Regions from separate parts of the Homo sapiens genome. Here regions 2 and 3 are each linked to region 1. Evidence: chromatin loops called from intact Hi-C (ENCODE). Cell type or tissue: OCI-LY7. All regions are shown on one strand.

The links. Hi-C counts contacts between places; a loop is a spot of excess contacts. Peaks named below come from ENCODE experiments on the same cell type or tissue, not always from the same donor. Only the 100,000 strongest peaks of a DNase experiment are listed, where the experiment ranks them.
Region 2: a loop joins it to region 1, with 2.6 times the contacts of the local background. A loop is called at or near these places in 7 of 110 quality-filtered maps.
Region 3: a loop joins it to region 1, with 4 times the contacts of the local background. A loop is called at or near these places in 7 of 110 quality-filtered maps.

The regions. Positions count from the first base shown.
Region 1 is chr9:120,751,334-120,759,333 of GRCh38, reverse strand. FBXW2 (F-box and WD repeat domain containing 2) reads left to right here. Exons shown (of 8, transcript NM_012164.4): 8 at 1-2,360. Among named protein-coding and RNA genes, the nearest start is that of FBXW2, 38 kb to the left of the region's middle. In OCI-LY7, CTCF peaks have their summits at 3,108 and 3,324 (motif pointing left); a DNase peak (open chromatin) is centred at 3,313; H3K4me3 peaks cover 319 bases; H3K27ac peaks cover 2,361 bases.
Region 2 is chr9:121,198,871-121,206,870 of GRCh38, reverse strand. It overlaps RAB14 (RAB14, member RAS oncogene family), which reads left to right and starts at 5,002. Exons shown (of 8, transcript NM_016322.4): 1 at 5,002-5,232. It also overlaps a transcript of GSN not described here and the pseudogene RN7SL181P. RefSeq lists enhancers at 4,421-4,580, 4,851-5,070, 4,889-5,388 and silencers at 5,081-5,550, 5,571-5,820. In OCI-LY7, a CTCF peak has its summit at 4,725 (motif pointing left); DNase peaks (open chromatin) are centred at 4,890 and 5,480; H3K4me3 peaks cover 4,184 bases; H3K27ac peaks cover 3,064 bases.
Region 3 is chr9:121,316,088-121,324,087 of GRCh38, reverse strand. It overlaps GSN (gelsolin), which reads right to left. Exons shown (of 18, transcript NM_198252.3): 8 at 6,870-7,002; 9 at 5,594-5,682; 10 at 5,208-5,423; 11 at 2,687-2,820. Among named protein-coding and RNA genes, the nearest start is that of GSN-AS1, 35 kb to the right of the region's middle. In OCI-LY7, CTCF peaks have their summits at 3,653 and 3,853 (motif pointing left); a DNase peak (open chromatin) is centred at 3,827.

The DNA of each region.
Region 1 (8,000 bases):
CGTGAGTGATTGTGTTAACTATAAATCATTTATATCTGTACATTAAAGCAGATTCCCTCAATTAGGCAAATTTGGTTAGCCAAGCCCAAGTTATTGTTTGTACTTGAAAGTAATAAAGCTGCATTTCCTTAAAAATATATTCTGTAGTTAAGACTTTGTCTTGCTTTCCCCCCAACCACTTCAGACATTTTATCCAACCAATGCAGGGACTTTTCAAAAGTCAGTGTGTTTTTGAAAATAGAACAACCCCTTGAGTGATCTGAGGTGGCTCTGTTTTTTTACTGTTTCTGCATCTTCTAGAAGGTAAACTCAACAATATAACCATTTCTGAAGGTGATCCAAAAAGCAAAACAATAAAGGTAAAACACAAGGAAATAATTTTGGTGAATTTCATGAATAGTTGCAAATGAAGGGATGGGGTGGGTAAAAGTCCCATTTTGCTTCCAGACCTTGGAATAGTCTTCCTCTCTTTTGCCCAAGGATGTGTCTATCCAGCACATCTTTGCATGAGTTCTTTCTTACTAACTTAAACTTACGGGGCTTCTTGTCATTTGAGTACCACGGCCCTGCACCTTTGATCCCCTGACAGCATCATTAAGGGCAGATTGTCATTCCTGTTTTACAGATGAGAAAGCTGTGGCTTGGTAAAGTGATTCATTGCCTAGAGGAGTTATAGTAAGTGGTGAGGCTGAAGCCCTGATTTTCAGCCCCCACACACCTGGATTTTTTCCATGTTTTCATGTTTGTCTGTTCTTTCTGTATTTCAAGTCTCTTCAAATCCCGACTGCTGCCTTCTGCCTTCACCACTTGTGTGCACTGTTCAACCTGTCTTATGCTTTGCTTCCAGGGAGTCTCCCCAACCACTTCTTTGAGCACTTACTTGCTCTTGTTCAATCTTGGTAACTCTCCGTTACCATCAGGGCACATCTGGATTCCTTAACATCATGGAGCCCTAGCTAATTTCTTCGAGCAAACAGTTCTTGCTCCTCTATTTATTTCCACCCTTGCGCTTTGGGTGTTAATCTCCCATCCTCGTGGAAAGTTCTTGATGTTCCTTTCCACCAGTCCTAGGGCCAGGCTTTAATCCCATTGATCTCCCACTATCTTTAAAGCCTCTGCTGACCACCATACCCCACTCCAGCCTCACTGAGCATTTTTGTGTAAGGTTAGTGGTGCAGTTCATTTAGCAATAAATACTGTTGTACCTTTTGCAGTAGACAACTATTAACTTTCATCCTTGATTCTCAGTTTTTTCCAAAATACAAGTGAATACCTGGTTTCCCCAGCAACATTGTAAGATTGAGAGTAGGAATTCATTGAGATTTTAATGAATTCCATGGATTGTCTTAAGAGCTATCTAAACTTGGAAGAAAAATAACTTCCAGAGCATCTAAAATTGAAAATAAAAGATCAGAAGCAAATGAAAGATCAATTCCACACAGCTTTTCCTCTCTTAGACGTCCCTCTTCTGCCATATCCTGTAAACATCTGAAGTGTTCTGAGTACATTTGGAGAGAATATTTAATGATCACACTGTGATTAGACATGAGTAGTCCCTGCCAGTGGGATGTTCCTGTCCTTTGCATTTTAACCACATGTTCTGTGCTCTCTGTGGTAAAGATAATCTAACAGTAATAAAAACTTATGGAGAAAATTACCCAGAGCTCCTTTATCATTACGATTTTTAATACTCTCTTCTAATCCTTATGCACATGTGTATGGATTTATGTACTGCAAATCATTGTTTTGTAATACATTCTCAAAAATGTGCTTTAGGTTTTTACAACTACCATAATATTTTGTAATTTTCCTTCATTACTGTAATTTGCTAAACCATTTCTGTTTTGGTAGATAATTAGGTAGTTTCCAGTTCTGCTTTTTAGAAGATACTACAGAGAACTTCTTTGTGCATATTTCCTTAGAACAAGTTCCAGTAGAAGACTTACTCGCAAAAGCAGTGGAATTTTTTCTTAGTATTTTCTGTTACAGGTACAGAAGAGTGCATACAACACACAGTTTTGTCGAATAGTTATGAAGTGAACACTTGTCTAACCACTGCCCGAGTCAAGAAAGAACATTTCTAAACATGTTTGCCAATTTAATAGATATAAAGGAAGTATCTCAAGGTTGCTTTAACTGACATTTCTTTAACACATGACAACATTTTTATGGGGGAGGGGACTAGAGAGAAAATGACATATTTTTATGTGTGCTTATTTGTATCTCTTGAATTCTGTCTGCATCTTTTACCCATTACACTTTCAAATACTTGTGAAATCATTGGTCGAGATGAATTATGGCTATAAATAAAATTTCACTAATCTAATTATCACTGATTTAGAAATAATAGTTCAACCCAAGACATGCGTTGAAGTGTTCTTTCATTACATAAAAAGGATTTGTGTCAAGTAAACCTATACACAATCTGTTTACATATTACTGGTTTATATGGTACATCACAAATTATGCAAAAAGTAGATCTAGTAAGACCCAGTACCAAAGATTAGAGCTAGTCAACAATACTATTTAAAGGAAAATATGGACAGTCATGAGTCAAAATGTTTTTTCCCCAAATTAACCATAATATATATTGAAGTTTAAAATGAGGAATTCATTTTGGAAAGCAGCCAAGCACAGATTCTAAGAACATAGTAATCCTGTGTTTTATTTTTACTCAATGCAGACTCGAGGGTGTCAGGTGTGCTTTTATATCTCCAGCTTCTAAGTTCAGAGAGGAGATTTTCTATCTGAAACTTTTTATAGGATAGCAAACATTCCTGAGTTTCTTAGTTCAGCAGGTTTAGCCATGTAAGGCAGCTCTTGGGCTAGTTGATCTTTCAGGCTTTAAGGGCACAAGGCTTAAACTCTATTTGACAGAAGAAGAGAAAAACAACACTTAGGAAGTCTGTATATTGGAAGAAATGGAGAGGTGGAAATAATAGACTAAGAGTTATTTTTTTCATTTTCCTTTTCTCCCTCACCCGACTATGTCTTGAGAACAAACCATGTCTCATTCTTCTCTGTGCTCACATCACCTAGAACTACAAAGTAAACTGGAGGAAGGATGGATGGATGGATGGATGGGTGAATGGGCCTTGGGTTGGTCTACATTGATTTTCTGTAATCCAGTGTTCACAAAATGTACTTTCCTTCCAGCATCACCTGGAAACATCAGCATCACCTGGAAGCTTGTTAGGAATGCTAATTATCAGGCCACACCCAGACCTAATGAATCAAACTTTGGGGCTGAAGACCCACAGGTGTTTGTGATGCCCACTAAGGTTGAGAACCCCCGGCTATTATCTAGCCTGTTCTGCCACCTAGTGGAAAATTTGGGAGTTGCAGCTAGTAATGAGAGCCAGATTCCGTTGCTGTAGAAGACGTTTAATTATACCAAGGACTTTCTTGCACTTAAGGTTACTGCACATTCTGAGACTGAGTTTTGTTCTTGTCGCCCAGGCTGGAGTGCAGTGGCGTGACCTCTGCCTCCCAGGTTCAAGCAATTCTGCCTCAGCCTCCTAGGTAGCTGGGATTACAGGCGCACACCACCATGCCCAGCTAATTGTTATTTTTAGTAGAGATGGGGTTTCACCATGTTGGCCAGGGTGGTCTCAAACTCCTGACCTCAGGTGATCCGCCCACCTCAGCCTCACAAAGTGCTGGGATTACAGGAGTGAGCCACCGCACCCAGCCTAAATGTGTTCTAATACTGTACTTGCCTTCTACTTTATTTCCAGTTATCATAGGGCATGTCATGCTAAGACATCAGTAGGCAGCAGAAGGAACTGTCAACAGAGTAAATAGACAATCTACAGAATGGGAGAAAATATTTGCAAACTATGTATCTGACAAAGGTCTAATATTCAGCATCTGTAAGGATCCTAAGCAAGTCTACAAGAAAAAAAAACCATTAAAAAGTGGGCAAAGGACATGAACACTTTTCAAAAGAAGACATGTGTGTGTCCAAAGAAAGCATATTTAAAAAAGCTCAATAACTGATCATTAGAGAAATGCAAATCAAAACCACAGTGAGATACCATCTCACACCAGTCAGAATAGCTATTAAAAAGTCAAAAAATAACATGGCCAGGTGCAGTGACTCAGGCCTGTAATCTCAGGACTCTAGGAGTCTGAGGCTGGTGGATTGCTTGAGCCCAGGAGTTTGACACCAGCCTGGGTAAGAGGGTGAAACCCCATCTCTACAGAAAATACAAAAATTAGCCAGACGTGGTGGCATGCGCCCATAGTCCCAGCCATTTGGGAGGCTAAGGTGGGAGAATTGCTTGAGCCAAGAAGGCATATGTTGCAGTGAGCCATGATTATGCTACTGCACTGCAGCCTGGGAGACAGAGCAGGACTCTGTCTCAAAAAAAAAAAAAAAAAAAAAAAAATTTTTTTTTGACCGGGCCTGGTGGCTTACGCCTATAATCCCAACACTTTGGGAGACAGAGGCAGGTGGATCACCTGAGGTCAGGAGTTTGACACCAGCCTGGCTAACATGGTGAAACTCCGTCTCTACTAAAAATACGAAAAAAAAATTAGCTGGGCATGGTAGCAGGTGCCTGTAATCCTCGTTACTTGGGAGGCTGAGTCAGGAGAATAGCTTGAACCTGGGAGGCAGAGGTTACAGTGAGCCGAGATCACGCCACTGCACTCTTGCCTGGGCAACACAGTGAGACTTTGTCGTATCAAAGAAAAAAAAGAATGAACTTTGGAGAGGTAGAGAAAAGGGAACACATATACACTGTTGGTGGGAGTGTAAATTAGTTCAACCATTGTGGAAAGCAGTGTGGTGATTCTTCAAAGAGCTTAAAAACCAGAACTGCCATTCAACCCAGGAATCCCACTACTGGGTATATGCCCAAAGGAATATAAATCGTTCTACCATAAAGATACATGCACGTCTGCTGGGTGTAGTGGCTCATGCCTGTAATCCCAGCATTTTGGGAGGCCGAGGCAGGTGGATCACCTGAGGTCAGGAGTTTAAGACCAGCATGGCCAACATGGTGAAACCCCATCTCTACTAAAAATACAAAAATTAGCCGGGCGTGGTGGCACGCACCTGTAGTCCCAGCTACTCGGGAGGCTGAGGCAGGAGAATCGCTTGAACCCAGGAGGCGGAGGTTGCAGTGAGCGGAGATTAAGCCACTGCACTCCAGCCTGGGCGACAGAGTGAGACTCCATCTCAAAAAAAAAAGAATGAGAAAAATATTTTCTATTTGCTTATTTTTGTATTTTCTAAGTTTCCCACAGTGAGCATGAGTTTTTGTTGTTGTTGTTTTTGTTTTTTGTTTTTTTTTTGAGACGGAGTCTTGCTCTGTCGCCCAGGCTGCAGTGTAGTGGCACGATCTTGGCTCACTGCAAACTCCGTCTCCTGGGTTCACGCCATTCTCCTGCCTTAGCCTCCTGAGTAGCTGGGACTACAGGCACCTGCCACTGCACCCGGCTAATTTTTTGTATTTTTAGTAGAGATGGGGTTTCACCGTGTTAGCTAGGATGGTGTCGATCTCCTGACCTCGTGATCTGCCCACCTCGGCCTCCCAAAGTGCTGGCATTACAGGCTTGAGCCACCGCGCCCGGCCGAGCATGAGTTTTTTTAAGAATAATTAATTTTTTTTTAGTTATATAATACAGCTGCAGGCATCTTTTAGCTCAAACTCCCTCTTTCAGGAAACACGTATGAGGTTTCTACTCTGTATCAGGCATCGTGCTGGAGCCTGGGGATATGTAGATTAATCGTGTATGGTCACTGTTTCTGGGAGCTCAGGTTCCCTAGGATAGTACACACACAAAACCCAAGAGGTGTCATGAAGGAAGCACCAAGAAGGAAGAAGTTCTACTTAAGGGTGATAACCAAGGTTCCATAGAGGAAGTAACTCTCCAAGAGATTTGTAAGCTAGTAGAAGGATTCTAGATACAGACTTTCTATAAACTGATACTCTTTGTTTGCTGGCTCTAGGTTGCTAACCTAGATGCATGGTTGGTGGAACTGTATCACTCATCGGGTCTTTATTAAATATAGGAACACAGAAGACACTGCTAGAACTTGAAGGCAAAAATCATTAAACAACTGAAAACACAAAATGAGCAGGTTGGTGGTGGTGCCAGCCTGGTTTTTAATCTCTTCAAATCCACACAAAGAACAGCAACTAGGCCAGGCGCGGTGGCTCACGCCTGTAATCCCAGCACTTTGGGAGGCCGAGGCGGGCGGATCACGAGGTCAGAAGATCAAGACCATCCTGGCTGACACGGTGAAACTCCGTCTCTACTAAAAATACAAAAAGTTAGCCGGGCATGGTGGTATGCGCCTGTAGTCCCAGCTACTCGGGAGGTTGAGGCAGAAGAATCGCTTGAACCCAGGAGGCGGAGTTTGGGAGGTTGCTGTGAGCTGAGATCATGCCACTGCACTCCAGCCTGGGCGTCTCTGTCTCAAACAAACAAACAAACAAACAAAAAACCCAGCAACTGAATAGCAAAACCAAGGGCCCAGACAGTACTTTCAACAAAGCTAGGTACAAGGTAACTTCATGAGCCCCAGAATACAGTAGTTGAGGCGAAATACCTATTGCCACAAGAACATTTTTGTAGGAGGAAAATGAAGGAAGGAAAAGAGATAGTATATGAGAGGCCTGAGAACAGGAGAATCCAAAATAGGCAACAGGTGATCAATGGAGAGTTGGGCTGCCAATCCTAAAATGTCAGCTGAAGCTGGGAGAGGCTCTCCAACAGTGGATGAGAACAAGGACCTAAGGCAAGAACGCCTGAAAGGGCTGGAGCACTGTAGCCCTTATAAACAGTTGAGGCTGATCGGCTCTCTTTTAGGACAAGGCCCCACACCAGGGAAAACTCCTGGGGCTAAAACTCCTGGGAGCAGGACAGGGACAAGAGAGGAAAGTAAGAGATGGCCCAGACTCAAGAAAGGATAAAGACAGAGGCAGGAAATGCCAGAAAGCAACTTGCAATATGTTTGAATCCATACATAAGAGAAGAGGGACTGCTCTGAGAAGGTTGAAAAGCTTGCCTGAACATACACTCATTCCAAAAAGTCAGGAAAACAAATTTTACATAAAAATAATATAAAAGTATCAAGATCAAATTCTATACACAGTTATTAAGAAAAAAATGCGAAGAAGGAGCAGATTAACATCCTTACAGACAATGAAAACACACCAGGGAGACACCATAAAACAGACCAAGACTAACTTAAAAACAAATACATCAGCCTGGGCATGGTGGTTCACACCTGTAATCCCAGCACTTTGGGAGGCCAAGGCAGGCTGATCACTTGAGCCCAAGAGTTCAAGACCAGCCTGGGCAATATGATGCAACCCCATCTCTACAAAAAAAAAAAAAAAATTAGCTGGGCATGGTGGCATGTGCCTATAGTCCCAGCTACTCAGGAAGCTGAGGTGGAAAGATCACTTGAGCCTGGAAGGTCCAGGCTGCAGTGAGCCATGTTTGAGCACTGACTCCGGGCTGGACAACAGAGTGAGACCCCATCTCAAAAATAATAATAATAACAGATAAACAGATAATGATTTAAGAGATAAAAGACAGTGAAAAAGAAAGATATGTTTAAATAAAAAGGAAATGAAGAGATAAACAAGATTTGAGGGAAATTGACAAATATTGAAAGCAGCAAAGATCAAACATACAGGTAATAGGAGTTCCTAAAGAAGAAAATCAAGTAAGGGAGGAACAGAACAAATGCCAAAAGATATAATTCAAGAAAACATTTCAGAAATTTAAAAATGTTGAAACTACAATTGAAAGTATACCAAGAGAATATACACCCTGAGTGACCAATATTAAAACATTCCATTAAACTTATTAAACTTTAAATAAAAAGCAAATATTATTTGGGCATCCAAATAGTAGATGGGGAAAAATTCCTCTTAATAAAAGTATTCCAACTCTAAATGGGAAAAAGATAGAATATAACCAGTTTGCAACTCCTCTGAATGAATAGATAGGCATTGAGCTTCACCCACTCCTAAGAT
Region 2 (8,000 bases), 450 kb before region 1:
GGCTGAGGTGGGAGGGTGGCCTGCGCCTGGGAGGTGGAGGTTGCAGTGAGCCAAGATCACTGCACTCCAGCCTGGGTGACAGAGCCAGACTTAGTCTCGAAACAAACAAACAAACAAACAAAGTTCAAAGATGCATTCTTTTTTTTTTTTCATGTAACATGGCCTCTTAAGTCGAAACCACCAACTTCTGGTCGTCAGCCAAAGGAATGCTTCAATGACAATAAATGAGTCTCCGGTAGGGTGCTTTCCTGGGAAAATTTCAAGCTTGCTTTTTACCTCATTAATGTCATGCCCTCATAAGCTGTGACACGAGAGGATATTTTTTGGGAGGGGGTGGTATAAGGTGTATGGGGAGATGAAAGGGCACTATTTCAATGGACACACAATTTCTTTTACAATTGAATACAGAATGTACTTATTGTTACATTTATGCATCACCTTTTTTTAGTGTGATAAGTTGAATCTAATCCTTTTTCATACCCAGAGACGAATGAGTCTCATGCCCTTGATTTTGATTTCTTTGTCAACCTACTAAATTTTGAAGTATATTAATTGCTGTTTCTGTTTTGGTTAATGTCGACAGCCATACCACCATGACCGCACCTGATCTCAACTTTTTTTGGTTAAACTAGCTTTTTTGACCATTTCTTTTTAATTAAATTATGTATCACTGGAAGTTAATCAACTACATTAAAATATATTCGTTTTTTAAATTAGGTAGAACACACATGTGGTAATAAAATTTAGAGTACAAATTGTATTAGTTCTTCTAAATCTTCAATACTGCTTCAGGAATTGGGACACCAGTATTTTAAAGTCTGAGTGTGGCTCGGTGGCAACTCCAAAACCACTAAACAAAAAAGATTCAAGCATAGGGGTAGGGGGGAATCTCCAATTCAAGATAAGCCTATGAACCAAAATTCACAAGCATAAGAGGAAAATGAACAAATAAAATTAAGCCTATAATGAGGAGATGAATTAATTTTGTTTAAATAAACACAACAGAGAGATCTGAAAATGACTTTAATTGTTTAGGCTCTGGGAAGAGATGAAGGATAAAATAACATCTACTTTTTACAAAACAATTTATAAAAATACAAGCAGAAATGAAGCCAGAGCAGGTGACAAACAACCTGCACACCTGGAGGATTCCAGGCATCTTCCCAGGAACAGGTGACCCCTCACACATTTGCTATATCTTCCAGCAGATGGTTAGCTTGTGTCATTATGCCACACTCCTCTCTGATGGACACTTCTTTGCCGTACTCCAATCTGGGACTAGAAAGTCAAGGTGGGAGGAAGGGATAAGGGGAAGCAACTTCAGCCCCTCTTCATCTAAGGTTCTCCCCACACCATCCAAAGCCCCTCCAGTGCTGTCTCTCTCCATCTGTGTTCTCCTTTGTGCAGGAAGCAATAGGGCAGAGCAGATCAGTGCTGCCCAAACAGATAGATATCCAGGGAGTTGTCAGTCCCATCTTCCTGCAGGCACACCCAATCCTCACTGGTGATTCTTTTGGAGCCCCTCTCCTTTGGTTCTAGATGAGGACACAGTCTCCATGAGGGGACAGAAAGAAGGCGTCTCTTTCCATGACATTACAATTTCCCTAAAGGCTGACTTCCCTCCCATGTCTCCAATCTTTCTTTCCACAGATTACTGGTGATGGTGTGTCTGTGGGGATGGGGTTGGAAATGGGGAATAGGTGAGGGAGTAGTGGAGTGGAGGTAGAAGTTGGTCAAGAGCTGACTTCTTCAACAACTGCTCTTCAAATTCCCTGCTAGAAGGTAGCTGGCCCCAGCCACTGGCAGTTTTTTCAGTGTAGAATGTGAGCTCCTTGTGGGCTTTTTATTTTCAAGTTTGGGCTTCAGCAACAGATCCAGGACAATAGGAAGAGATGTATACATGGAATAAACCCCTCTCAATGTCTAGTTACATAAACATACATGTCTTCTTTGCCCTCCTCTTATAGTTTAACAAATGTTGGCATACTATTTAGTTTTCTGCACCTTGCTTTTTTCCCTCCAAGTATTTCCTAGACATTGTTCCATATCAGGACATATACATGGGCCTCATTCTTTTTGATGGCTGCATAGTATTTCACAATATAGATGTACTATAATTTACTATTACAGCTTTCTAGTGATAGACATTTAGTTTGTCTCTAGTTTTTTGTTATTACAAACAGTGCTGCAGTGACTATTCCATGTATACATCTCTTCTTATAGAAACAACTTTTTAAAAAAGTTAAGTAGAAACCCCAATGGATGTTTGGCACCCAATGGACAGTCCCTCTTAATTATGCTGCAACTGGTCACATACACTCTCCTCACTTTGAAAATTCTGGGACTTATTAAAAGAATTGACCATTCCTACTGTTTTTTAATTGCATTCCTTAGCATGTGATAGGCACTCTGCATCCACAAGAGTGTTTCTGTTCAAAGCTGCATCAAAGTGTAATGTCTTTCACATAGGAAAGCAGCAGTTAGGGACCTGCATTTAAGCTGGCTATTGTGAAACAAGAGCAAATAAGGGAGGAAATGGAATAGGGCTTAGTACAGCCCTGAGGTCACATGTTGCCAGATTTAAGTCCCACCCAATTTTCACCTAAACGACTTTAGATCTGTATGACACTCAGTTTTTTCATTCATAAAATGGGGTAAATATAGTACTGACTTCATGCGGATGTGGTAAGGATTAAATGAGAAAATATGCATGATTCTTAGGACAGTTGCTGGTACATAGTAAGTGTTGAATAAACATCAGCTATACATAAAGATCTCCCTTCAGGTGATAATGGCTATAAGGAAACTTACTAGCCAGGTCTAAGTTCATACCTGGGCAATTAATGATCATTGGTTCACAGTTTTCTCCTTTACTTGGCACAGGCAAATTTCTTAGTTTCAAAAATGTTAAAGTGTGACAACAAACTATACTTATTAAAGAATGTGGAAATAGAAGCCTAGACCTCTAGGGTTGCAAAAGGATTTCAATATCACCTTAGATTAGATTATCATGTAATAATCATTTCCATTTCTTATTATATACCAGATATTTTGCATATACTATCCCATTTAATTTTCACAAAGACCTATTTGAGAGAGATATTACTATTTTCATATTGCAGAAAAGACTGACAATCTCAGAAATCAAGTGACATGCACAACTGCATACCATTAGATTATAGAGCAGGAATTCGAACCCAGGTCTCTGAAAATATGAGATGTACAAACTGGCACACACTTTTACAGTGAAATCTCACTTGTTCATGGCAGAACCAGTTCATAAAAGGTCCTGAACGCTAAGAGAAAGATTGATTTAATTTGGGGGTGGGGAACTAAGGCAGGGCCACCTTATCCATTAGGCACAGTACAGTATGCACAGGGCTTAGGGCCTCCAATACTTTTAGGGGCCAACAAAAATGAATATTTATTTATTTTAGAGACAGGGTCTCCCCATGTTGCCCAGGCTGGAGTGCAGTGGCTGTTCACAGGTATGATCCCATTACTGATCAGCACGGGAGTTTTGACCTGCTCCATCTCCGACCTGGGCCGGTTCATCCCTCCTTAGGCAACCTGGGTGGTCCCTCCCTCCTGAACTTAAGTGCAGACACTCTATCTAGTGACACAGTGCACTACAGCCCAGAACTCCTGGGCTCAAGCGATCCTCTCTCCTCAGCCTCCCCAGTAGCTAGGATTACAGGCGCAGACTACCAGCCCTCCTTGCTTACGTTCCTTTTTTTTTTTTTTTTGAGACAGTCTCGCTCTGTTGCCCAGGCTGGAGCGCAGTGGCGCGATCTCGGCTCACTGCAAGCTCCGCCTCCCGGGTTCACGCCGTTCTCTTGCCTCAGCCTCCCGAGTAGCTGGGACTACAGGCGCCCGCCACCACGCCCGGCTAATTTTTTTGTATTTTTAGTAGAGACGGGGTTTCACCGTGTTAGCCAAGATGGTCTCGATCTCCTGACCTCGTGATCCGCCCGTCGTGGCCTCCCAAAGTGCTGGGATTACAGGCGTGAGCCACCGCGCCCGGCCGGCTTACATTCTTTTAAAGTCAGAAGAAAAAAATGAACTTTCAGGTCAGAGAAAATATTTTGTTATATAATATTGATACGTCATGTTTATATCAATGCAGTTGTAAAATATGTTAAATATTTATACATATATTTAACTTACATGTGTGTGAAATATATGTGTGTGTGTAATGTACAAGCCACAAGGCAAAAGTGCTCAGGGTCCAAGAAAGTCAAAACGTGTCCCTGCACCCGAAAAGCACGAAACCTTCTGGGGCAGTGATTATGGCAGAGCAAGTTGGAAGATGGCAGGTGGTAGACAAATTGTGAAAAATATCACATTTCTCTCACCCTGTCAAAGGCAACCCCAAAGTGAAGTCAAAATAGAGATGAAATGCAGGGTCACTTCCTAGCTGCGTGATCTTGGACAAGAGAGTTGACCAACCTGAGCCTCAGTTTCTCCATGGATACAATGGGGATGCGTGCCTCCGACGTTTGTTGGACAGGACCGGTATATACGAAGCATACAGCGGTATATACAGTAAATGCCCCCATAAATACACGTTGAATGAATGCAGTAAATGCATGCTTAGCATGGTGGCCAGTATACGGTAAGCGTCCAATAAGTGGTAAATGTTGGCTTTAAAAATTGTTCAAAAGTCTCCACGAGCGACAACCCTAGTTCTCCAAGACGCAGGCGCACCCCACCAGGTTCCACGCAGACCTGCGCAGTAGCTCCCCCAAGAGGCGAGGACACGCGACTGCGCTTGCGCATACGCGCTTTCCACCTTCCCTCCGGGCGCGAGCGCCCGTGGGGCGGGCCTCAGCGGCGGCGCGACAAGTCCAGAGGTGAGGGCTGAGGAAGGGGCGTGGCTAGCGGGCTGGCCTCAGCCACCCTCTTCCGGGCTCCGCCAGCTGCGCGCGCATCTTCTCCCCCTTCTTTTGTGGTCCGGCCCATTGCGAGGGTGACAGGAAACCCTGTGCAGGGAGCGCCGCCATCTTGGACCAGCCCGAGGAAGATACTGAGGGAGCACAGGAGCAGTCACCGCTGCCACTGCTACTGCCGCTACTGCTGCCGGCGCGTCTGCACCTCTCGGCCTGCCAGTGTACCTGCCGGCGCCTCGGTCGACCGCCCCCGCCCCCTCTCCCGCTGCGTCCGCACTCCTGTTCCTGGTCCTGACGCCCCCCTCCCGCCCGGAAAGCTGCCCAGCCACCAGCAACCCCCCAGGTAACCCGGGCCTTCCGTAGTGTCCGGCCGGCTGATACCTCCTCGCGCCGGGTTCTTCAGAGGGGCGTGTGTGGGGACGGTGGAGACTGGGCCGCAGGCGGGCGGCGCCCCGGGGCCAGGCCCCGTCAGGCCGTGGCTAGCCCGTGGGTCGGCGGTGAGCGCCGCGGCGCCGGCCTGACAGGACTCCTGGGCGGGGGCGGAGGTGTCCCCTGCGCGGCTCCGGCCTGAGCCTCCTGCCCTCCCCAACCGGCGGGGCGCTCCGAGGCGTGCAGGGAAGGGTGTGTTCCGGCCTCGCCTTCCCCGCCTTCTCGGCGCGGCTGGGCAGGACCGCATCTCCCGCGGGCCCCCCTCTCGCCGCTGTTCCCCGCGGCCGCAGCCCGCCCCCGCAGGGTGTACCCACGCGTGCCGCGCCGCCCTGCAGCCCGCAAGCCCCAGACGTGGCGGTCCCGTCCCGTAGGCCGCGTCTGGCTCTGAGTACAAAGGCAGCTCTTCGCAGCCCTCTTGGCGTCTCGGGGCAGCTCCGGTGTCCTTGTCGATGTGGGGAGCCCGGCCCTGCAGCCGGGCCGGGCCGGGGCCGGGGTCTGGGTCTGTGCGCCTGTGCTTGCGATGTCCTGGTTTTGGTGCGTTCCTGTGAGGCCCGTGGACAGCCTCTACGGCCCTGAACCTACAGAGCATCTAGAAATAAGAGAAAGTTGTGGCATTTCTAGAATCTAAGAGAAGACGACAGAGCTGGAGTGTTTTAAGCGTTTTAACTGTGGGCCAGGTACATATTTATGTATTTTTGTACCTATTTATCTTGCCCCGCGTAGCCCTCGGAGATAAGTTGTCTCCACTTCATAAGTGAGGAAACTGAGGCCTAAAGTTGTGATGTGTGTCTGGCTGTTGATGGTACATTACAAACTGGCTTCGGCTCACACTGTGGCTGGTGGTTTCTGTACTACATTCAAAAATTAGGCTAGGGTTACAGACATGACCATTTATAATGTAGTTACAACTTTATTCCTTTTTTACTGTGTTCGCATTGGATGACAGCTGATTACCCTTTTATGACCTAAAGTCCATAAAGTCAACCACTACACTGGCAAATCCTCATGCTTACAAACCCCAAAGGAGAGATGCCAGGATTTCAGTTTCATATATGAAGAAGAAACGGGTTCCAAGAGGACAGGTGCCTTCCTGGTGACCCCACAGCAAGTGTCAGAGCCCAGATTTGAACTCTTGCAAAGTTTACTGCTCATTTCGTTACTATCCCAACTGCCTTTAAAAAATTCTTTTATTTTTCTAAGGTAAATATTGTAGAGGAACAACTGCCTTTTATTTAGATTTGATTGTTGAAGACAAACTTGACCTTGCAGTAATCCAGCTCCTACCCCTTTATTCCCCCAAGCCTTTCCAAATTTTTTCTTCCAAGTTCTGTTTAGGCAGTTTTATTTGATCATGCCTAGAGGTATGTCGTGGTTAAGAGTTTTGGAGTCATACTGTCAAGGGTTCTCCCTCCAGTACTGCCACTTCCTAGTTAAGTGATCTTAAGCAAGTTACTTAACCTTTCGGACTCAGTGTCCTTATCTATAAAGGGGATAATTGGACCTGCATCTTAGAGTTGTTGCTAGGATTAAATGGGGTTTAAAGAAAGCCCTTAGCACATTGCTTGGCATATAGTAAATCAGTGCCTGTAACAGTGCCAGGCACATAGTGGGTGTTTAATATCTTTTGAATGAATGAGAGAGGAGTATAGCTTTGGAGAGCTACATGTAGAGTTAAACCTGGGCCTTAATTCTAGCTCTCCATTTAGTAGTAGTATGACCACGGGTAGATCACTTCGGTTTCCTTATCTGAAAAATGAGTTTTTAGGATTAGAGACTGTTTATAAAGTAGCTGGCATGTGTTAGGCCCTCAATAAATGGCAGTTATTGTAAAGACGTAAAACCTTAGATTATAATAGCTATTAAAAAATCCCTTGAAATTAAAGCTACATCTTAAAAAGTTGTTGCTTTTTTTGTATTACAGTTAAACTTTATCATTGTTGCATACTTCAACTTTGCAACAGAATTTGGAGTGTTCATTTTTATCAATATCAAATATCTTTGCATAGTCACAGTAAGATATTGTGCTAGTGGAGGAAACTTGATTAAGGTAAATAAAATGTGAAAACTTGGGCTATTGAGAGATGTTTCATGTTTTTTAAAAGAGGCTTGAAACATTTTTATGTGGTAAAAAATGCCAGGCATGGCTAAAGACAACAGTTTGACAAATAGAAGTATTAGAGGTACTGTACTTGACTTTTAAAAAGCTTCTTATTCTAGACAATTTTAAATATATACAAAATCAGGTAGCATACTGAGCATTCATATACCTATCAGCCAGTGTCAACAGTGATCAGTCTTGCTTCATCAATATACACTTGCCTCCTCCTTGCCAAATTATTTTGAAGCAAATCTCAGACACAATATCGGTAGTAAAATTTTCACTATTAATCCTTTTAACTTGAGCAGTAAGTGCAGGGGTTTTTTTTGGCTTTTTGGTTGTTAAGTGCTTTCTTTCTGTAAACAGAGGTCCAGTATTAGAATACTTTATTTCCTGTATATAGAAGACCATCAAAGTTACTTTTGCCACATTAAGCAATCCAGCTTTTAAAAATGATTCACATTATTTATATAAAAGTGACATTAAGTATATTGTCAAAAGTAAGGTTTTTTTTTTAAGTGGGTGGGCTACTTGTACTACTGTTGAGGAAATTGACCACTCATTTTTATTAGATTAGATTATTA
Region 3 (8,000 bases), 560 kb before region 1:
GTCCATGGTGATTGCTCTTAGAGGGAAGATTTAGGGGGATTTTGCCTTTCTATCCCACCTCTTTGCATATTGTCTAAGTTTTCCATAACCAACATATGTCGTCGTATAAGCAAACAAAATCTGACCTATTAATGCGCTGATGCAGCTAATTTTTAAAACAGTCTTCTCACACATTTTGTACCAGGTGAATGTGTTATCTAGTCAAAAAAAAAATTAAGCTGTTTTTAAATGTCTGGGGTTGTCAAATTGAGAGACATTCTACAAAATAACTGACTAGTACCCTTTAAAAGTGTTAAGGGCATGAAAAAAAGGAAAGACCGGGCAACTGCCATAGATTCAGAGACTTTGGAGACATGATGAGTAAATGCCATGTGGGATCCTGGGTTAGATCCTAGATCAGGAAAAGAACAGTAGTGGGGGCCGGGCACGATGGCTCATGCCTGTCATCCCAGCACTTTGGGAGGCCAAGGCAGGCAGATCAGTTGAGGTCAGGAGTTCGAAACCAGCCTGCCCAACATGGTGAAACTCCGTCTCTACTAAAAATACAAAAATTAGTTGGGTGTGTTGGCGCACACCTGTAGTCCCAGATACTCAGGAGGCTGAGGCAGGAGAATTGCTTGAACCTGGGAGGCAGAGGTTGCAGTGAGCCGAGATCATGCCACTGCACTCCAGCCTGGCGACAGAGCAAGACTCTGTCTAAAAAAAAAAAAAAAAAACGGTAATGGGAAAACTGAGGAAATTTAGGTAAAGCCTATAGATTAGTAAGTAGTATTGTGTCAATGTTCACTTCCTGGCTTTGTTAATTGTGCTATGGTTATGTAAGGGTTATGTAAGATGTGAACATAGGTGAATATTCCATTGGGTAATGGATATATGAGAACTGTCTGTACTATTTTTGCAACTTTTCAGCAAGTGTCTAATATTATTTCAAAATAAGTTTAAAAAAAGAAGGAATCCAGCTTGGCGTGGTGGCTCATGCCTATAATCCCAACACTTTGGGAGGCTGGGGCAGGCAGATCGCTTAGAGGAGTTCGAGACCAGCCTGGGCAACATGGCAAAGCCCCATCCATACTAAAGTATAAAAAGTAGCCGGGTGTGGTGGTGAGTAGTGGCAAGTAGTCCCAGCTACTCAGGAGGCTGAGGCACGATAATTGCTTGAGCCCCGGGGGGCAGAGGTTGTGGTGAGCAGAGATCGTACCACTGCACTACAGCCTGGCCAACAGAGCAAGACCCTGTCTCAAAAAAAAAAAAAAATCCAACAGTCAATAATCAGACAAAAAGTTTTAGACTGTATAGTAAGAGAAATACAAGTTAAAAATACACTGAGACACCATTTTATAAACCATAAGATTGGCAAACGCCCAAAAGTTTGACCACACAATCCACGAGTGTGACTATAGGGAACCAGGGACTCTCACAGGTTGCTTGGTGGGAATGTAAAATGCTACGAACACTATCGAGGGAAATTGGGGGCTATCTACCAAAATGACAAGTGCAGTTACTCTTTGACCCAGCAATCTGACTTCTGGGAACTTACTCTAGAGGCATGTCTCTGCATGTTCAAAGTGATGTTTGTTTAAGGTTACTAATCACAGCAATGTTTGTAATAGAGAAAGACTGGAATCAACCCAAGTATGCATCATCAAGGAATTTGTTAAATAAACTATAGTACAGCCACCCAAAGGACTATTATGCAACTGTAAAAAAGAATGAGAAAGCTCTCTGTCTCTATGTACTGACATTATTGATCTCTAGGAAGAATGGAGTCAGAAAAGCAAGGTGCAGGGCAATATACAAAGTATGCTACCTTTTGTGTAAGGAAGGGAGGGACCAGGCTATAAATTATTTGCATATGTATTTTTTTTCACGAAGAGTTACTGGAAGGATATGCAAGAGAGTAAAGCAGTTACCCAAGAAGGGGTGGGGTCTGGAGAATGGGGTAGAGAGGGACAGGGGTGGGAATAAGATTTCTCAATAAATACCTTTATATTCTGTTTTGATTTTTGAACCATGTAAATGTATTCTCTGTTTTAAAATAATTTTGGGGCTGGGTGTGGTGGCTCACTCCTGTAACCCCAGCACTTTGGGAGGCTGAGGCAGATGGATCATCTGAGGTCAGGAGTTCGAGACCAGCCTGGTCAACATAGTGAAACCCCGTCTTTACTAAAAATACAAAAAATTAGCCAGGCATGGTGGTGGGTGCCTGTAATCCCAGCTACTAGAGAGGCTGAGGCAGGAGAATTGCTTGAACTTGGGAGGCAGAGGTTGCAGTGAGCGAGACCGCACCACTGCACTCCAGCCTAGGCAACAAGAGAAAAACTCTGTCTCAAAATAAATAAATAAATAAATAAATAAACAAATATAAATTTAAAAAAATTTTGGCTTGAAAAATATGTGTGGGAGGATAAACCCTAGTGTGCCTAGTACTTGTCATGGATTTGTGGGAGATGTTCTGTTTGTTTCTCCACATTCACTATATCCTACAATAGATGTATAATCATTTGGTAAGAAGAGTTTCAAAGTTGTTTGGAGAAATAAGCAAATGGTGTTGCCCTGTGGACAAAAGCCTCTCCCAGCAGGGAGTGGTGGTCCCACCTCAGGCCCTCACACCCTCAGTTTGTCTTCAGCCCTGCTCAGGGCCCAGCCAGTACCCCCACGACACACACCAATGGCCCCAGAACCTCACCAGTTATAGATTATCTGCCCCTGGCGGCCACCATGGCGGTAGTTGTACAGAATGATGTAGCTGTCGCCTCCATAGAACTGTCCATATGTGGCAGGGTCCACGGGCACCTTGTTGGAACCTTCGATTCTCCAGATCTGCAGGAGCAAAGCTGGAGTCAGATGCTGTGCAGCACCCCCACCCCCCAGCTCAGGCAAGCCAGGAAACCGCAGTGTGGTAGGTTGTGGTTAGGCCATGGGATGAACTTTTAATCACTTGGGCTCGGACTGGAGTTAAATGGTTTGCCCAACTCACAGAGCCACTAGAAGGCAGGGCTGGGACTCTGGGTCAGGGTTCCTGCCTGGGCTCCTCATACCATGCCCTGCCCCAGCCCGTCTGTCCTTCGCTGAGGATCGTCAAGGCAGCTCCAAAGGAATGCAGTACAGTGAGGGGAGGAGCCAGACACAGACCCCAAATCAGGCCCCTCATCCCCTTCCGGGCCATGAGACCTCAGACAACTGGCTTAACCACTCTTAGCCTCAGTTTTCCCATCTGAAAAATGGGGATAATCATAGTACCTACCTCAAAGTACTGTGAGGCTCAAACGAGATTACTCGTGAAAGTCTAGCACAGGGCCCGGCACAAAGGGACTGCTCTGTAGGTGGCAGCTGCTCTTATTGTCATAATTATTATTATTATCTTACTAATATCACCATTACCTCTATTGTTACTGAGCTGCCTGGATTCTTTCTTTTTTTCTTTTTTTTTTTTTTGTTTTTTGAGACGAGGTTTCACTCTTGTTGCCCAGGCTAGAATGCAATGACGCAATCTCGGCTCACTGCAACATCTGCCTCCCGGGTTCAATCAATTTTTCTGTCTCAGCCTCCCGAGTAGCTGGGATTACAGGTGCCTGCCACCATGGCCAGCTAAGTTTTGTATTTTTAGTAGAGACGGGGTTTCACCATGTTGGCCAGGCTGGTCTCGAACTCCTGACCTCAGGTGATCCACCCGCCTCGGCCACCCAAAGTGCTGGGATTACAGGCGTGAGCCACTGTGCTGGGCCTGCCAGGAATTTCATAGGTCACCTGCAGAGGCAGGGACACCACGAGGCAACCTCAGTGTGACCCCTGCTGGCAGGTCTCCGCAGCGTTCTGGTGACACTGCTTTTTCCAAGTGGTCACGAGGCCCGGCAGCGCCACCTGGTGGAGCTATGGAGACACGGAGTCGTCCAAGTCCTGGGAAACAGAATCCTAGAATCTCTGGATTTTGAACATTCTTGAAGGTGATGGAGTGGGATGAAACCCCACTTTACAAGTGAGAAAGTGAAGCTCAAAGAGGTTATGTAACTTGCCCAAAGTCTCACAGTCAGGCTGCCAGGGGTCTTACCACACCGCCCCACCCGAAATATTTTCATTGCATTCTCCCTAGCCACTGAAGCAACAAATGAATGCTAGCACCAAACCAAAAACAATAATATATAAAAATGAACACTTTGTTATTCCTATCATTAGGAACGGAGTCAAGTTTGCCTGAGGCGGATTCTACCTCCTAAACACCTCTGAACCCCACACCCCTCTTCCCCTTCTCCACTGTGACCTTCTTAGTCTCAAGGTCATCATCTTTCCCCTACAGTATTAGAACAAGCTCCTTATAAGCTCTCTACCTTCATTTTCCTGCCTCCAATCCATTTTCTTAGTTTTCTTTTTATTTTTCTTTTATTTATTTTTTAACTGATTTTTTTCTTCTAATGATATCCTGGAGTCATATTCCAACCCATTTTCACAGTGAGTTTCTAAAGCAGGTGGCCGGGCGCAGTGGCTCATGCCTGTAATTCCAACACTTTGGGGGGCCGAGGCAGGAGGATTGCTTGAGCCCAGGAGTTTGAAATTAGCCCGGGCAACATAGCGAGACCCTGTCTCTATTAAAAAAAAAAAAAAAGATAAAGCATAAATCTGAGCCTGTTGCATGTCTGATTTAATAAAAAGAAAAACCCCTCACTAGCACCCACTGGTTAGAGGATCAAGTCTACACCCTTGAAATTGGCATTCAAGGCCCCTCCCTGGGGATGCCATCAGCACTAGCCCCCTGGGATAGCTCCCTCCTTTCCGAACATAGCGAGTCCCTCCTGGAATGCCCATCACTCTCCGCTCTTCCTCTCCGGCAGCAAAGCTCTACTCCTCCTCTGAGACCCAACCCAAAGGTTCCCATCTCTGTGCAGGCTGCCCTGACCAACCACCCCCACTGCTTCCTGTGTCTGCACAATCCCCTGTGCTCCCTCCCATCTTCCACTGATCACACAGGTCTGTGGCTATGGTCAACTCCCCTCCCAGACCAGGCACTCCTCGGGGCAAGGTGGGGCCAAGACACTTGGCTCAGGGCCTGATACACAGGGTGCATTGGCTGTAAAAACTAAGTAACACCAAAGAATCTCAGCTACCAAAGTTGTGCAAACCTCAGAGAGAAACCTCCTTGGGGAAGCAAGAGGCAGTGCATGGGGAAAGTGAGGGAGGGGCCTGGACACACCCACCCCACGCCCTAAACGTACCTGTTTCTGGCCTGTGCCATCGTCATCCATGCCGTGCTGGGCGGCCATGGCAGTGGAGGTGTGCAGGGTGGCGGCGTCGAAGGGCACCCGCTCCACGTTGGCGATATGGCTGGAAAGGTAGGACAAGCCCAGGCCATCTGTCTGGTCTGGGTCCCGCCAGTTCTTGAAGAACTGCTTGAACAGTGGGGTCTCACCGCCCTCAGGAAGGACCGAGACCTGGGGAGGGGAGGCAGAGGAGCAGGATGTGGCTGGGCTGCCCAGCAGGGGTCCCCAGGGGAGCCTCAGATACCCCATCCACACTGAGGGTGGGACACCCGCCCTACTCCAGCCCATCCCCTCCAAACAGGACCCACCCCTTCCCATCCTACCTGGCCTCCAAGACTCACCTGAGTCTGCTTGGGGTAGTCCATCTTGGTGATGAAGTCAGAGGCTGTTTTGAGGGCAGCCTTCCTCTCCTCCGTGTTTGCCTGCTTGCCTGTTGGCAGCCAGAGGAAGTGATGGAGGGTTAGAGGCCCGGGATCCTGCTGCATCCTGACCTTTAACAGTCCAGGAGAAGGAGCTGCCAAACTTCCCTCCCTACTCTTCTTAGACTGTGGACAGCCAAGGCCAGAGACCCCCAGAGCCGACCACTCACTAGAGCTCCTGGTGTCCAGCCTGGGGCTGGCCAGTGACACCAATCACAACACTACTGTGGTCCATTTAGTGAGCATGTATTTTGTGCTTAGAACTATGCATAGATTATTTAATTCACAGAATAGTCTTAAGTAATAAAAAAAGTTGTTATCTTTTTCTGAGTATCTATAAGGAAGCTAGGGTCTTAGAGAGATTAAATTACTTGACCTAGGTTACTCAGTGAGTGAGAAGCTGCCACCCTGAGGGCATTCCCGTGCCAAGGAGCTCCTGGCCAGCCAGTGCTGGGCCTCAGTCCCAGCCTTCTCACTGCCAAGGCCAAGGTCCAGATCAGCTGGCCCAGGGCCCAGGGGGCCTAGAGAGTAATAATCATAATAGTGTCTCTCTCTCTCTCTTTCTCCCCACCGTCTCCCTTTCTCTCTGTCCTCCTACTGCCTCCCTCTCCTCTGTCCTCTTCCCCAAGATGAGCCTTAGAGAATCAGGGGAGGATATTGATGGGTCCTCTCAGAACATCTCAGGGCCTCTGGGAAACATCTGGGCCAATGGTTTCCAAGAGAATTCCCACAAGATAGTACCGAAAGAGTTTATGAACTTCTAGCTTAGCATTTCCCAAACCAGATCATCTTCATGAAAAGCCCCCCTGTAAATGAACAAGTTAAAAGTCCTACAGTAAACAAACTCGAACATTTTAAAATCCACTGTTGCCCATGAATTTATCTGACCATACAGTTAGATGTTTTCTACATAATTTCTACAGGATGCCAATTAGCCTCTCAGAGAACTGACGTTATAATGCACTTGGGAAACACCCATTTTAGCCCAGATCAGGAATCTGAGGCCCAGAAAGGGTAAGTAAAGTGCCCAAGATCACACAGTATGTCAAATGCAAAACCAAGGCCTCAGCCCAAGACTTCTGATTTCCATTGCACCAGGCACACTCCACACTCCCCGGGAGCTGAGTTCCTGGGAGCTGCAGAACATCCCATCCAAGATCCTACAGGCCAGTTGGGACCCTTTCCCTGTCTCCAGTACCTTTCCAGACAAAGATTTTCCCATCTTTGCCGTGGTCCAGGATGAAGCAGTCCTCTGACTTCAGGGCCCCCTGGGCGAAGGGGTTCTCATCAGCCACGAGGGAGACGGACATGGTCCCTGCACCATTGGAGACCTGAGGGGACGAAGCAGAAGGAACCAGCACATGAGTGTCTGTGGCCGCCCAGCCCTGAGACTTCCACCATCTTGCCCCACCCCCTGTCCCAAATGGCCCTGTAGAGTAACACCTGGGCTTCCTCTCGCACACATTTAGAGGTTCTTTTTCGTTTTCTGCTTTGTCAGAACCACATCTGCTGACCTACACGCAGGGGTAACACAAACTGCACATGGGAAGGGAGGGCGGGATAAAATTTGGGGAATTGGGTGCAGAGGGGAACTGCATAGTTTGCTGAAAATGTATTCAACTTTACTATTCAAAAAAAAGAGAAGAGGCCGGTTACAGTGTCGCACACCTTTAATCCCAGCGCTCTGGGAGGCCCAGGTGGGTGGATGGCTTGAGCCCAGGAGTTCAAGACCAGCCTGGGCAACATGGCAAGATCCCATCTCTACAAAAAATACAAAAAGTAGCAAGGTGTGGTGGCGCTTGCTTGTGGCCCCAGCTACTTGGGAGGCTGAAGTGGGAGGATCACTTGAGCCCAGGATGTCGGGGCTATAGTGAGCTATGATTGCGTCACTACACTCCAGCCTGGGTAACAGAGCCAGACTCTGTCTCAAAAATAAATAAGTAAATAAAAGAGAAGAAAAGAAAAAGAAAAGTAAAAAGAGCTAAATGCAATCTGGTATCCTGGATTGGAACCTAGAATAAAAAACTGGGGAAATCTGGCTAAAGTCTATAGTTTAGTTAATGGTACTGAAGCAATGTTAATTTCTTAGTTTTGACAAATGTACCTGGTTATGCTAAGATGCTAAGGAGAAGCTGAGTGAATGGTATATAGGAACTCTTTGTACTATCTTTACAATTTTTCTGTAAACTTAAAAATTATTCTAAAATAAAAAGTTCAACCAAGCTCAAAAAAAAGTTCTATCTTAAGAGTCAAAATTCAAAAGTTTAACAATATCCAGTTGGCAAGGCTCTGGGTAAACAGGCATTTAAGATCCCTGATGACAGTAATT